2 separate regions of the Mus musculus genome follow, and region 2 is linked to region 1. A link is a loop called in an ENCODE intact Hi-C map of the cell type or tissue named here. Cell type or tissue: gastrocnemius. All regions are shown on one strand.

Region 1 (8,000 bases):
CAGGATGATTCCAGGATCCATGTACAACACACAGGAGCATGAAAAAGGAAGAAAGATGAAGTCACACAGGAATGGTGTGGGAGGGGTTCAGAGGGGCCTAGGATACACTGACGTTAGAAAGAAGCACGGACGAGGAGCTGTGGAGAAGCACCTCCCCCCCGCCCCCACCCAACCTCCAAAAGAGGTCAACTGAAAACTAGAAGTTTAACGCCAAGGAATTTGTAAAAAGGCTTTAAGAAGAGAGGTCAGGCATGGTGGCACATGCCAGGAATCCCGGCACTCAGGAGGCAAAAGCAGGTAGATCTCTGCAAGGAGCCCAATGTAGTCTATATAGTGAGTTCCTACATAGTGACACACTCTGCCACCACACTTTCCCCCACTCCCCCCCTCCCATCCCCCTCCCCCCCACCCGCCATCAATTCAGCTCAAATCAAAATGTCAGTGGCAAGATTAAGAAACCCTGCTTTCAGGCTGGAGAGATGGCTCCATGGCTAAGAAGACAGACTTCTCTTTCAGAGGACCCGAGGTCCGTTCCCAGCACCCAAGTGGGCAGCTCACGGCCTTCTGCAACTTCAGCACCAGAGGGTCGGATCCCTTTACCCGGCCTACTGAACTCCTGAACTCCTGAACTCCCGAGCACATAACTCCCCATAATTAAGAATTAAAAAGAAATCAGAAAGAAAGAAAGAAAGAAAGAAAGAAAGAAAGAAAGAAAGAAAGAAAGGAAGAAAGAAAGAAACCTTGCTTCTATCCAAGGAAGTACGTATGTTTTCCAGTTCACCACAGCTATAAACCCCAAAGAAATATTAGAGACAACAAGAAGAAACAGTAGCTGGACGGTGGTGATGGTGTGGTGGTGCATGTCTTTAACCCCAGCACTCAGGAGGGAGAGGCAGGCACATCTTTGTGAGTTCAAAGCCAGCCTGGTCTACATAGTAAATTCCAGGCCAGCCAGTAGAGAGAACAAGACATTGAAGAATTTAATTAATATGCACGTGGTCGGTGCTTTCTCAGTTCTGCTTCCCTCTGTAGAAGAATCTTGTGCCCTCAAGGCTTTTTTCTTTTTTAAGATTTATTTATTTGTTTGTTTGTTTGTTTAATGTATGTGAGTACGCTGTAGCTGTATGGATGGTTGTGAGCCTTCATATGGTGGTTGAAAATTGAATGTTTTTTAGGACCTCTGCTCGCTCTGGTCAACTCCACTTGCTCAGTCCCTGCTTACTCCAGCCCAAAGATTTACTTATTATTATACACTGTAGCTGACTTCAGATGCACCAGAAGAGGGCATCAGATCTCATTAAGGGTGGTTGTGAGCAACCACATGGTTGTTGGGATTTGAACTTCAGGACTTTTGGAAGAGCAGTCAGTGCTCTTACCTGCTGAGCCATCTCACCAGCCCTCAAGGTACTTTTTGAAATTGAAAATTAATTATCTCGGGCTGGCGAGATGGCTCAGTGGTTAAGAGCACTGACTGCTCTTCCAAAGGTCCTGAGTTCAAATCTCAGCAAACACATGGTGGCTCACAACCATCTGTAATGAGATCTGACGCCCTCTTCTGGTGTGTCTGAAGACAGCTACAGTGTACTTAGATATAATAATAAATAAATCATTAAAAAAAAGAAAATTAATTATCTCATACAATATCTATACCACCGTTCTCCTCCTCCTAGCTCCCTCCCCCACCTCCCTTCTCCCCCACATCTACCCCACCCCCTTCATTTCCTCTTCAGGAAAGAGCAGGCCTCCAGGTGAGGACAACCAAACAGGACAAAACAAGAAGTAAGACAAGGCAAAGCCCTTATCTGGATACTGGACACAGCAACCCAATAGGAGGCGAAGAGCCCCCACAGCAGGACAAAGAGTCAGAGAAACACCTACTCCCACTGTTAGGAGTCCACAAAAGCACCAAGCTAGCAGCCATAATACATGCAGAGGACCTGGTACAGACCCACGCAGGCCCCATGCTTGCCTCTTCAGTCTCTACCCAAGACATTTCTTAATCCTGCATTGAGTCCTTTCAGCGAGTGTCACAATACCTTTTTATTCTAACTAGGCTTCTTCTCAAGGAGACTTCAAAAACATTTCTGTAATTCCTTAGAGAGATAGTACTTACAGATGGGCTGTTTCTGTGGAGTTCTTCAAATTCAAGAAGTTAGGGTAACAAACTTTAATATGCAATCATCTGGGAGATAAAATTGAATATTAGGAGGTAAAGGGGAATTTAAAACAGGGGTACAATAGGAGAAAAAGGAACCTGAACAAAACCACAACCAAAGGAAACGTAACATCTACAGCTGTCCACTTCTACAACTGGCAGGGGGCTGGGGAGGGCACACTGAAGGTTGGCGGTTACCAGAAAGGCAAGGACTTTGACTTTAAACCAGTCCTTTTTCTTTAAGGAGCTTCTGACTTCTAGGAAGCCAAGGAAAATGTCTTTTCATCCCATCTAGGGCACTCATAGCAGAACAAAGGAATGATTCTACCAAGTCTAGCGTGGTGAGCCGGTGACTTTCCTGAGGTTACCTACAGCCGCACGGATGCGGGGGTTACGGGCAGGAGCGCAGTGATGCTCAGGCAGGTGGAGCTCTGCAAAGACCAGTCCAGCATGGGGTGAAGATGTATGGATGCTGTCCGCTGTGAATTACTCACTACTATAAATGAGACCCTTCATGACTCTTGGAACTTTCTGAATACTCTCTGTCCTGTACATTTCCTAAGCTTCATAACTTCCGTTAATCTCCTGAGCCTCCATCTACCTCCTCTAAAGTGAAATTTACTTTCTTTTTTTTCAAACCAGGTTCTCACTGTGTGGTTCTGGCTGCCCCGAATTAACTGTGTAGACTATACTGGCTTCAAACTCATACAGAGCCACCTGCCTTTGCCTCCTGAGTGCTGGGATTAAAAGCATGGGCCACCATGACCAGTGGGGGCGGGGGAGTTAATTTGGAGAAAATAGCTATATACAAAGGTGTACAGGATAGTTTTGCATGCCAACTTGGCAAAAGCTAGAGTCATCAGAGAAGGATCCTCAGTTGAGGAAATGCCTCCATGAGATCCAGCTGTAAGGCACTTTCTCAATTAATGATCAATGAGTGGGGGCCCAGTCTATTGTGAGTGGGGCCATCTCTGGATTGGTAGTCCTGGGTTCTATAAGAAAGCAGACTGAGAAAGCCATGGGAAACAGGCCTGTAAGCAGAACCCCTCCATAGCCTCTGGATCAACTTCTGCCTCCAAGTTCCAGCCCTGCTTGAGTTCCTGACCTGAATTCCTCCCATGAAGGGAGTACTAAGATCTGGAAGTGTAAGTTGAATAAACCCTTCCCTCCCCAACTTGGTTTTCGGTCACAGTGTTTCATTGCAGCGATAGAAATCTGAACTATGACACAGGGCTAGAACCACATCTAACAAATGTTTGGACCTATGAGTCCTGCAATGCAGTGCTTCATTTGTACGCACTATTTAAAGACAATGAGTGGAGGACCAGTGTATAAAAGATGTGTATTGGACATGAGATTTCAGAAACTCGATTGGGCATACGGGATTTTGACAGATAAAAATTTCTTAAAGCATTCCCCATTAGATGCGCCTAGCAAGGGTGATTAACAACAGGCGGCAGCAGCTGCAAGGAACACGAACTCCCCATAGGAAACATTGTTTTTCCTTTCTTTGTGCACCTACTCAGCAACTTGTGTTGACCTTGAGACTATTTTTCTCCCCGTGTAGGAGGCAACAGGTAAAGAATTAGAACAAGGTGTAGTAGAGGTGTTCAATGTCAACCCAGAATTCACATCCTTTGGTCATCCAAACAGAATCAAGCACCTGTCTGTATCTTTCCTTTCTGGAGCAAGCTCAGAACCTACAGTTTCTAGTCTTTTTAAATCTCTGAGGCTCTTCCCGGCTCACTAGCAAAAATAAATAACCTGCAAGTGTGGGCAGTGACCACGAGAGGGCACCAGCAGCTCGATGAAATTTACCAGGTAAGGGCAAATCCTTCCAAGACTGTTAGCTGTGTTCTTCAATAAAAATAAGGTTACCGGCAAAGATTCTCCCCTGAGTTTTAAAAAACAGGAATATTCTAAGAGACATGGGGAACGTAAGAAGGGAGAAACTACAGTTCATAAGGTGACGGATGTTCACTGCAAATGTTCCAAGAAACTTAAAACTATTTCTTCTCGAAGAAAGAATTGTATTCAATGTTAGAATTCTCAGATCTTGCCAATTTCTAATGAAATATGTCAGGAGCTAAAAAGAGAAGACAAAGAAAGCTATCAAAATGTTTGTTTTAAATAACTGCTTGTAACTCCAGTTCCAAGACACCCATTGACCTTGGCTTCCTTGGACACCTGCGCTTACAAACACACACACACACACACACACACACACACACACACACACAAACACACAGAATAAAATAAATTGATTTTTAAATAACCAGAGCATCAAAACTATCTGGTTATATTAGATAGAAACATTGGATTGCCTATTCTGTAACCAAATTATTGGTAATAGTGTTGCAAACAGGCTGTTTCCGAATGACTAAAGTCAGTTCAGAACTCAGACAATCTCACTGAGTCAGTCTGAAGTCTGCAGCATGGCCGTTTCCTGTAGTTATAAGACACTAGAAATCCTAAAGAGATCTATGTAAACTAGACCTAAATGACTATTATGGTGGTTAATATTGGTTGGCAACCCGAAAGATCTAGACTCACATCTGAGCCAACCTCTGGACACATCTGTGAGGAGGGGTTTTCTAAACTGGCTTTACAGGGGTAGGAAGAGCCACCCTAAATGCGCTGGGTACCATTCTCCGGGCTAGGGTCCCAGACTGGCTGAGAGGGACAAAAGGAGCTGAGGGGTAGATTTCACTTCGCTCTGATTCCTGACAGCGGACACAATGGACCAGACCTCTACCTGGCTCATCCTCACAGCCTATATCCAGGATGACTGGAATATTATAGATACCAAAATGACCAAACTTTCTAAGTGCCAGTTTTCTCATGAAGTAATTTTCAATGTATATGCACTTAAACTTTTTTGTTTGTTTGTTTGTTTGTTTGTTTTTTGAGACAGGGTTTCTCTGTGCAGCCCTGGCTGTCCTGGAACTCACTTTGTAGACCAGGCTGGCCTTGAACTCAGAAATCCACCTGCCTCTGCCTCCCAAGTGCTGGGATTAAAGGCGTGTGTCACCACTGCCCAGCTGCACTTAAACGTTTGTACAAACTTTCCTTAAACTATGAAGCATGGTCTTCCTCAGTCCATCTATTGCCTCTCTGTCTCTCTGTCTCTCTCCCTCTGTCTCTGTATCTCTGTCTGTCTCTGTCTCTGTCTCTCTTCCCCCACTTCCAGCTCGTTGCGTTCCCACATCCACATTTCTCTACTAGTAGCTGGAGAAGCTTATTGAACAACCAAAAAACTCTTCGCAGCATCTCTGATTTTTTCCCTCTGTGTGAGTGTGTGTGCTTGTGGACACTCATGTGTGTGCATGTACAGGTCCATTCACGTGGAGTCCAGAGGTTGACACTGGGTGTCTCCTATTTCTGAGGCTATGTCTCTGACTGAACCTGAAGCTCCCCATGAGTTCTGGGGGGAGGGGGACGTCCTCCTGTCCCTGGCTTCCCCATGCTGGAATTATGGGGACATGCTACCACTCGGGCTTGCTGGTTTCTTGTTGGTTTTTCGAGACAGAGTTTCTCTGGGTAGCCCTGGTGGTCCTGGAACTCACTCTGTAGACCAGGCTGGCCTTGAACTCACACATCTGCCTACCTCTGCCTCCTGAGTGCCCGACCCGCTCCGGGAGGAGGAGGTGAGAACCGGAGATGTCAGGGACGAAAGCGAGGGAAAGGCGAAGGCAGTGTGGTCCATCGCAGCAGGTATGGATGCTATAGGAGGGGAACCATGAAGCAAGGTGTGTGGATAGCCCCTCGGAGCCAGAAAAATGATGTTTCTGTGGGTTTCCCAGAATGGCATGCAGTCTTCCTATACTGCAGCTTCAGCCACTGTAAAACAGACAATCTGTGCCTTAGGCCATGAAGAGAAAGTCATTCATTAGAGCTGTAGAAATGGACCAAGGTAAGAGGTATGTCTGCTTGCACATCCTAAACAGCACCAAGAGGTGGATTCTTCCTTATTCTTGATAACTAGCATCTACGATAGTACCTTCTGCATACTGTAGGCATCAAAAATAGCTCGTTAAACCAATAAATAATTGAGAGCCATTTACTGATAATGGCCGTATTATTTGTTGTTGTTTTTTCAGACAAATACGCTCCCAAAGACACAGAGTTTTATGTGCTATGTTATTTATTGTAGCTGAATGAAAACGAAATTAAGCTCAGCTAAAAACTACACCATCCTTCTCTTCTCCAGTGGAGCCCCTCGGGATGCTCTGTGTTCGGGAGTCAGGGGAGGAAACGAGCTAACTTGCCTTCTTTATGGCCTTATAAAACTATCCCCAGTGTGGTTTCCATTAGGAGAGCATCATTCAACGCCGGGCCTGACAGCATCAGGACAGTCTTACTGCCTTCACACTCCTGAAGGAGGCGTTCCTCGCCTGTTTTCAGACGCTGCTCCCCAAGGTCAAGAGTATCAGAGACTGCGACCCCGAATCAACCTGATAAAAGAATCCGGGAGCTGTTGATTTTACACATGAAGGGTAATGACTAACCCTGGGCATTAGCTCCCACCCCCATTTCCACCCCTAGCTCCCACCCCTACCCCTGCCCCCAACTACAAACACTAAAAAACAACCCAGCCTCTGAAGGGGCTTCAGATCAAGTTCAATCAAGGCAAACTTTCCGTCCATTACAGATAGTTGTGAGCCACCATGTGGTTGCTGGGAATTGAACTCAGGACCTCTGGAAGAGCGGTTGGTCCTCTTAACGGCTGAGCCATCTCCCCAACCCATACGGACAATTTTGTTTTTGTTTTTGTTTTTGTTTTTTTTTGTTTGTTTGTTTTTTGAGACAGGGTTTCTCTGTGTAGCCCTGGCTGTCCTGGAACTCACTCTGTAGACCAGGCTGGCCTCGAACTCAGAAATCCACCTGCCTCTGCCTCCCAAGTGCTGAGATTATGGCCCACCACCACCACCTGGCTTTAACAGTATTGATTTAAAGAAATAAAAGAATATTCTGGGGACAGTAATATGGCTCAGTAGGTGAAGGTACTTGCCACCAAGCCTAATGACCTGAGTTCCCCAGGACTCACATAGCAGAAGGAGAGAACGATTTCTGACCCCACTGGGATACAGACACACAGACCTAAAAGTCAATGAAAAGTCTCGTTAAAAGATCAGAACCAGGAAACTGGAGAGATGGCTCAGGACGTAAAAGCACAAGCTTCGACAGCCTGATGCCCTGAACTCAGTTCCTGGAACCCACTGTGGAAAGAGAGCTAATTCTGGAAAGTCAAACTGCAGTGTGTGACTCTCTCTTCTCCCTCTCCCACCTCACAACTCCTCACACACACACACACACACACACACACACACACACACACACACACACACACGAGTAATAAAAACTGAAGTAAGTTTAGGGCTGGGGAGATGGCTCAGAGGTCGAGCATTTGCCGTTCTTGCAGAGGAACTGGGTTTCCAGCACTCACATGGTGCCTCACCACCACTTGAAACACTAGCTCTAGGGGATCTGACACTTTCTTCTAACACCTGCAGGCGCCAGGCACCCACACATGTACACACAAATCAAACAAACAAACAAACAAACAAACAAACAAAAAGACCCTCAAAACAAAACAAAACAAAACAAAAAACCATGTACACACACAAAAATAAAATAACCTAACATATACACACATTTAGGAAAACAAAACAAAACAAAACAAAACAAACGGATGGTAAAGCAATAGGACAGAGAAGCCAAGAGATCAACATGTTTAATAGTCAGCGGTGGGAAGCACTGTCGACAGCACCAGAAATAACTAAAAGCCTCCCCAGACCCCCAGCCACCTCTCAAGCACCCCCTAGCTACCCCGGCAGCCCCCCAA
Region 2 (8,000 bases), 290 kb after region 1:
AACTAGGTCTTTCCTGAAAGAGAAGTCAACCCACAGTGGCTCAAAGCTTTTGTGAATAACCAACCAATATATGATTTGACTTAAGGTTCACTCCACAAGATAGAACCCATCCCAGTGCCACTTGGGCGATGAGTAACTTGAGACTAGATAGCCCAGGGACCGAGGGGAAAGGCAAACACTACTGTTGCTAAAGGAACATAGCAGTAAGATGATTCCTTTTTTTAAAAAATATATTTTTATTAGATATTTTCTTCATTTACATTTCAAATGCTATCCCCAAAGTCTCCCATCCCCCCCATTCTCCTCCCCCCCCACTCCCACTTTTTGGCCCTGGTGTTCCCCTGTACCAGGGCATATAAAGTTTGCAAGACCAAGGGGCCTTTCTTCCCAATGATGGCCGACTAGGCCATCTTCTGCTACATATGCAGCTAGAGACACGAGCTCTGGGGGTACTGGTTAGTTCATATTGTTATTCCACCTATAGGGTTGCAGATCCCTTTATTTCCTTGGGTACTTTCTCTAGCTCCTCCATTGGGGGCCTAGTGTTACATCCAATAGATGACTGTGAGCATCCACTTCTGTCTTTGCCAGGCACTGACATCACAAGAGACAGCTATATCAGGGTCCTTTCAGCAAAATCTTGCTGGTGTATGCAATGGTGTCAGGGTTTGGAGGCTGATTATGGGATGGATCTCCGGGTGCGGCAGTCTCTAGATGGTCCATCCTTTCGTCTCAGCTCCAAACTTTGTCTCTGTAACTCCTCCCATGGGTGTTTTGTTCCCAGTTCTAAGAAGGGGCAAAGTGTCCACACTTTGGTCTTCGTTCTCCTTGAGTTTCATGTGTTTTGCAACTTGTAACTTGGGTATTCTAAGTTTCTGGGCTAATATCCACTTATCAATGAGTACATATCATGTGAGTTCTTTTGTGATTGGGTTACCTCACTCAGGATGATACCCTCCAGGTCTATCCATTTGCCTAGGAATTTCATAAATTCATTCTTTTTAATAGCAGAGTAGTATTCCATTGTGTAAATGTACCACATTTTCTGTATCCATTCCTCTGTTGAGGGACATCTGGGTTCTTTCCAGCTTCTGGCTATTATAAATAAGGCTGCTATGAACATAGTGGAGCATGTGTCCTTCTTACCAGTTGGAACATCTTCTGGATATATGCCCAGGAGAGGTATTGAGGGATCCTCCAGTAGTACTATGTCCAATTTTCTGAGGAACCACCAGACTGATTTCCAGAGTGGTTGTACCAGCTTGCAATCCCACCAGCAATGGAGGAGTGTTCTACTTTCTCCACATCCTTGCCAGCATCTGCTGTCACCTGAATTTTTGATCTTAGCCATTCTGACAGGTGTGAGGTGGAATCTCAGGGTTGTTTTGATTTGCATTTCCCTGATGATTAAGGATGCTGAACATTTTTTCAGGTGCTTCTCAGCCATTCGGTATTCCTCAGGTGAGAATTCTTTGTTTAGCTCTGAGCCCCATTTTTTAATGGGGTTATTAGATTTTCTGGAGTTCACCTTCTTGAGTTCTTTATATATATCGGATATTAGTCCCCTATCTGATTTAGGATTGGTAAAGATCCTTTCCCAATCTGTTGGTGGCCTTTTTGTCTTATAGACAGTGTCCTTTGCCAGTAAGATGATTCCTAATGACATTCTGCTATACTCATAGATCAACGTCTTTCTCAGTCACCGCCAGAGAAGCCTCCTCCCACCACAGATGGGAACAAATACTGAGACCCACAGTCAGGCAAAATACAGAGTTGGAAATCTTAGGACATTCAAATCCTAAGCAGGAGATCACTATCAGATCCCTCCCTTTAGGGCTCAGGGAGCTCTGCAGATGAGGAGGTGGAGAGAGTGTGAGAGTCAGAGGGGAAGGAAAGAAAGTCTGCTAACCACAACAGGGCACAGGGCGGGCACACAATTGAATGCAGAGACCGAGGCTTGCACAGGCTTGCACAGGTGTGTACCAGACGGAGCTGAAAGGAGAAGTGGACACTTGCCTCCATCCCTATCCCAGAAGCTGTCATCAACTGATAACCACTTGCAAATGAATATTTAGCTTCCTCCAAGGGAGTCTCACAGGGAAGTAAACTACTCTTTTGTTTGTTTGTTCTTTATAATTTTCCAAATCTTTCTTATTTTGAGATTTTTTTAAAAATTAGATATTTTCTTTATTTACATTTTAAATGTTACCCCATTTCCTGGTTCCCCCTCCAAAAACTCCCCATCCCATCTCCCCTGTCCCTGTTTACCAACCCACCCACTTCTGCTTCCCTGTCGTGGCATTCCCCTACACTGGGGCATAGAACCTTCTCAGGACCAAGGGTCTCTTCTCCCGTTAATGCCCGACAAGGCCATCCTCTGCTGCATATGCATCTGGAGCCATGGATCCCTCCATGGGTACTCTTTGGTGGTGGTTTAGTCCCTGGGAACTCTGTGGGGTACTGGTTTGTTCATATTGTTGTTCCTCCTATGGGGCTGCAAGCTCCTTCAGCTCCTTCGGTTCTTTCTCTAGCTCCTCCATTGGGGACCCTGTGCTTAGTCCAATGGTTGGCTGTAAGTATCCACTTCTGTATTTGTCAGAGACTGGAAGAGTCTCTCAGGAGACAGCTATATCAGGCTTCTGTCAGCAAGCTCTTATTGGCATCCACAATAGTGTCTGGGTTTGGTAACTGTATATGGTATGGATCCCCAGATGGGGCAGTCTCTGGATGGCCTTTACTTCAGTCTCTGCTCCACACTTTGTCTCTGTATCTCCTCCTATGGGAATTTTGTTCCCCCTTTTAAGACGAACTGAAGTATCCATACTTTTGGTCTTCTTGAGCTTCATGTGGTCTGTGAATTGTATCTTGGGAATGCCAAGCTTCTGGGCTAATATTCACTTATCAGTGAATGTATACCATGTGTGTTCTTTTGCGATTGGGTTACCTTACTCAGGATATTTTCTAGTTCCATCCATTTCCCTAAGAATTTCATAAATTCATTGTTTTTAATAGCTGAGTACTATTCCATTGTATAGATGCACTACATTTTCTGTATCCATTCCTCTGTTAAAGGACATCTTGGTTCTTTCCAGCTTCTGGCTTTTATAAATAAGGCTGCTATGAACATAATGGAGCATGTGTCCTTATTACATGTTGGGGCATCTTCTGGGTATATGACCAGGAGTGGTATTGCTGGATCCTCTGATAGTATTATGTCCAATTTTCTGAGGAACTGCCAGACTGATTTCCAGAGTGGTTGCAATCCCACCAGCAATGGAGGAGTGTTCCTCTTTCTCCACATCCTTGCCAGCATCTGCTGTCACTGTGAGTTTTTGATCTTAGCCATTCTGATTGATGTGAGGTGAACTCTCAGGGTTGTTTTGATGGAAGTAGACTACTCTTAAGTATAGGTGGCATGCCCAGCAGTAGATGGCTGATGGAAAACAAACCCAATGGCATCTTGGGAGGTTCCTTGTGTCACAATGTCATGCCAGGGCCTTTTCTTTTTCTAATTTAAAATTTATCTTTTTATTTATTCTCCCTCCCTCCCTCCCTCCCTCCCTCCCTCCCTCCCTCCCTCCCTCCCTCCCTCCATCTCTCCCCCCTTCCTCCTCCTCCTCTGTCTCTGTGTGTCTTTCCTTCCCTCTCCCCCCCTAACACTCTGCCCCCAACAGGTCCTTTATGTATATATTATGGCTTTCAGTATTGTGTTTTTATGGGATTCCTGAATGTGTGAACCAGTGGGTCTGCACTTATATCTGTTTCTTGTATCTTCTCTTGGGCTCCCTTCCTTCTGTCTTGTCCTATTGTGATGTGTTAATTCTATTTTATCTTACTATATGTTATTTTATTATTTTTCCTTCAGAGTTATTTGTTTTCTAAGGAGAGATAGGACTGGGATGGATCTGGATGGAAGGGGAGGTGGGAAAAAACTCGGAGGTGTCGAGGGAAAGGAAGCTAGAATCAGAATCTATTGCATGAAAAAAAATCTATTTTCAATAAAAGAAAAAGAAAACCTCTGAGATGTTTAAACTTTTAGACTTTCAAAAAAGATGAGCATTTATATCAACTTTCAATACTTTTGATAAGAATAAATAGGGTTATTACTCAGCCAAACCGGTTATCTCTAAGTTTGACGTTCTTCCACCGCCCCTTCAGTGACAGCAGACATAGGCTAAAGCTATTATTTTAGCTCCCTCTGCTGGTTGTAAATGGTGTGTTTGCAGGAGGCTGGACTGAGAAGGACAGATTTCTGGAGATTTTCACTGCAGCCCCCCCCCCCGTCCCCCCCCCCCGCCAGGTGAGGTGAATGCGTGGTCTTCTTATAGTATTTAAAACAACTTCACTGAGATATAATTCACACACCATAAACTTTATTTACTTCAAGTATTCAATTTGGTCCTTAGCGTATTAGTAGAGAGTGAAGTATCACCATAATCCACCCCCCGTCGTCCCCCTCCCCTCCCCCACCACTGGCTCCTGAAAGCTGTTAAATCTCTTCTTGTTTCTTTAAAAAAATATTTATTTAATTACTAAAGGCAGACTCTTCCCCTCTTTGTATTTTGACAGTTCCATATGCTTATGCAAATGCGCTGTGATCATCTTAAGTCCTCTTCTTATCACCTTCTCTGTCCCTCGTATCTCCCACCGACTCTCCCTCCTACTTTCATGCCCTTTTCTTCTTTCTGTCCTATTTTTGCTGTAGGTCTTGTACACATAAGTCACAGCTGCAGTGTAATCGTTATTGCAGTGGCCGCATCATACCTAGAAGATCGTGTGTCACAGTGATTCTCTTGATCCTTCAGCTACTACAATCTTTCTCCCCCCCTTCCCCCCCCCCCCGCCCCTCCGCGCTTTGATTTCCCTGCATCTTCGATGTAAAGCGCGCACTTAAGGCTGAACACTTAACAGTCACAAGGATGCTCTCATGTCCAAGGCCGCACTAGACTATGTGCAGAAAATACTTAGAAAGCAATTTGACCGAATGCCCATTCAATAAGAAAGCAGCACCAGCCTTTCTCTTAGGCTTTTGACTAAGCTCACAGGACCAGGCATGGATTCCTTTCTGTGAAGCTGCTTTCACGTTTCGGCAGAATGCAGCTGGTTATTCTTATATAGTCATGCCGGTTTATTTTATTTTATTTGCAACAGAAGGCACATCTTGTTTAAGGGGTCAGAACTGCGGCATACAGTGTCTAAAGCTGGGCGGGACAGTTTATGCCCCGCCCCCTCCAGCTGTAGAGCACCTTCTGCCACTTTGAGAGCTAGCAGCACAGGGGATGCTTTTAGCCTAGTCCAAGCTTGACTTCTCTGTGTCCTGTTCTCAAAACGAATCCTGTTTTAAGCAACAGGGTCTTACCATCTAGTTCTAGTGGACAACCAAGAGCAATGCCAGTAACCTGTGTTATTTTGTGAGCCTCTGGGAACCTCTCTAGACAGTAACTCGTACGGCGAGATCTCACACTTGGCTCTGGGATTTTTGTTTAAAAACCCATGGCTTCTGGGAAGAGCATTACCGAACCATGCGATTATAGCAGTTTACAAATATTTTCTTCCCACCCCTCTTGACTCTATTATTTCCTTTGCTGTGTAGACCTTTTACTTTGATGTAACAAGGTTAATCAGCGTTTAATTTTGTTATCTGTATTTTTAGGGTTCATATGCTAAAAACCACTGTGTGTTTTCCATATGTATTTTCTTTCTGGTAGTTTTATGTTTTCAGGTCCCAATATTTAAGTTTTTAAATTCAGTTTGAGTTAACTTTTGAGGATGTGAGACGAGCCAGTTCCGTTTGTTTGCGCGCCTGTCTTAAGGACGAGTCTTACTCTGTGGCACAGTGTTCACACCTCCGTTGAACATCAGCTGGATTTTGTTGAAATGATGGGGCATGGTGCCTTCAGCTCTAAAAGGTCTTCTAAGGCTCCATGAAGCTACTCAGGTTCTCTGTGTTTCCATATAGACGGTAGACAGAGTTCCTGCATCTGTGAACGATACCATTCAGAATTTGACAGAAACATAGAATCTATACATCGCTTTGGGCAGTAAATGCGTGTCGACCTTACAGTCCGTGAACACGAACTATCTTTTCGCTCATTTGTGTTTTCGATGATGTTTTTCATCAATACTTCACCTCATGGCTTTGCTTCATTCCCAAACATGTTTTTTTGTTTTTGTTTTTTTGTTTTTGTTTTTTTCCTGATGGGATTATTTAGCTTTCTCCTTTCTCATGGGGGGTGCCCTTTTCTTTCTTTCCTCGCTGCCCTGGTTAGGACTCTCAGCACCGAGTTGGGTACCAGTAGGACAGCATCCATATCCTATTCCTATTCTTAAAAAAAAAACCATCCTCAGCTCTTTGCTGTGAGAATGATGTTTGCCCCCCGGCTTATCTGGCCTTTGCCCTGTTGTGTTTCTTTTATCCCTAACTCACTAAGTCTCTGTTCCACAGACTGTTATCAGGACAGGATGCTGTGTTTTATACTCTCTCCCCCTTGTTGGGATGATGGTACGAATCTTCTCTTCGTTCTGCTAATGTGGCATTTTGATTTACTCACATTTAGCGATCATATTCCAGGGATGAATCTCACTCAATTCATCCCTGGTGGATAATCTTTTGTTCTGTTGGATTTTGCTACTATTTTCTCAGGATTTAAAAAGAATTTATTCATTTTATTTATTATTTTTGTTATTAAGTTAGGTATTTACTTTATATCTTGACCCCAGCTTCCCCTCTCTCCTCTCCTCCCAAGTCCCTTCCTGTCTCCTCCCCTCCAGAGCCACTCCTCTTGTCCTTCTCCTTAGAAAAGGGGAGGCCTCCCATGGATATTATAGTTGGTATATCAAGTACCAGTAAGACTAGGTGTGTCTTCTTCTTTTGAGGCTAGACCAGGCAGCCCAGTCAGGGGAAAGGAATCCTAAGGCAGGCAGTGTAGTCACAGGCAGTTCCTGCTCCTGCTTTAGGAGTCCCAGCTGCACATTATATACAGAGGGCCTATGTCTGTCCCATGCATGCTCTCTGGTTGGCGGTTCAGTCTCTGTGAGCCCCTATGGGCCCAGGTTGATTCTGTAGGTTTTGTTGTGATGTCCTTGACCTCTCTGGTTCCCTCAATCCTTCCTCCCACTCTTCCACACGATTCCCCAGTCTACAGCCATTCTACCCTGAACGTGCCCGATCTCGCTATTAATTTTATTTTCTGTGCATTGATGTTTTGCACGCATGTATGTCTGTGTGAGGGCATCAGATCTGCTGCAATAGAAGTGATAGACAGTTCCAAAGCAGAGTCTGGGAACTGAACTCAGGTCCTCTGGAAGAACAGATGGCACTCTTAACCACTGGGCCATCTCTCCAGCCCTGCTTTTGGTACTTGTGTTTGCCTTTGAGGTCAGGGCGATTGTGCTTTCATAAGTGAGTTAGGTTGTCAGTTTCTCATCTTTTTTTTTTTTTCATTTTTTTAAATTTTGAACAGTTTGAGAAAGACTGATGTTAATTCTGTAAAGATTTGGTTGAATAATCTCCTGGACTTTTCTTTGTTCAGAACCTTTTGATTATTGACTCAATCTCATTACTTGCCATATATATGTATATGTGTATATATATATATGATATATGATATATGATATGTGATATATGATGTATGATGTATGGTATATGATATGTGATATGTGGTATATGATATATGATATATATGCATACGTGTATTTATATGATCTGTATGTACATGATGTATATGTATGTTTTGGTAGGTTGTGTTTCTATTTTCTTTGTCTCATGATAGTTTTAGCTTTCTTCTTGATTTTTTTCTGATCCATTCCTCATTCAGGACAATGTTGTTTAACTTCCACATATTTGTGAAAATCCAATTTCCCTCCTGTTATTGAATTCTGGGCTGCTACCATCATGGTTGGAAGTGCTATTTGATATCTCTCCCATCTCTTTAAAATTGTTGAGTCGTGGCCTAACATATGTCTGTCTTGGAGAATGTCCCATGTGCACTCTGGAAGAG

Evidence for each region. A loop is a pair of places that touch in the nucleus more often than their neighbours do. Peaks named below come from ENCODE experiments on the same cell type or tissue, not always from the same donor. Only the 100,000 strongest peaks of a DNase experiment are listed, where the experiment ranks them.
Region 2: a loop joins it to region 1, with 19 times the contacts of the local background. A loop is called at or near these places in 28 of 42 quality-filtered maps.

What each region holds. Positions count from the first base shown.
Region 1 is chr10:115,319,550-115,327,549 of GRCm38, forward strand. No RefSeq gene overlaps it. Among named protein-coding and RNA genes, the nearest start is that of Rab21, 8.0 kb to the left of the region's middle. In gastrocnemius, a CTCF peak has its summit at 3,934 (motif pointing right); a DNase peak (open chromatin) is centred at 3,948; H3K4me3 peaks cover 290 bases; H3K27ac peaks cover 212 bases.
Region 2 is chr10:115,613,467-115,621,466 of GRCm38, forward strand. No RefSeq gene overlaps it. Among named protein-coding and RNA genes, the nearest start is that of Lgr5, 30 kb to the left of the region's middle. In gastrocnemius, a CTCF peak has its summit at 4,187 (motif pointing left); DNase peaks (open chromatin) are centred at 4,198 and 5,227.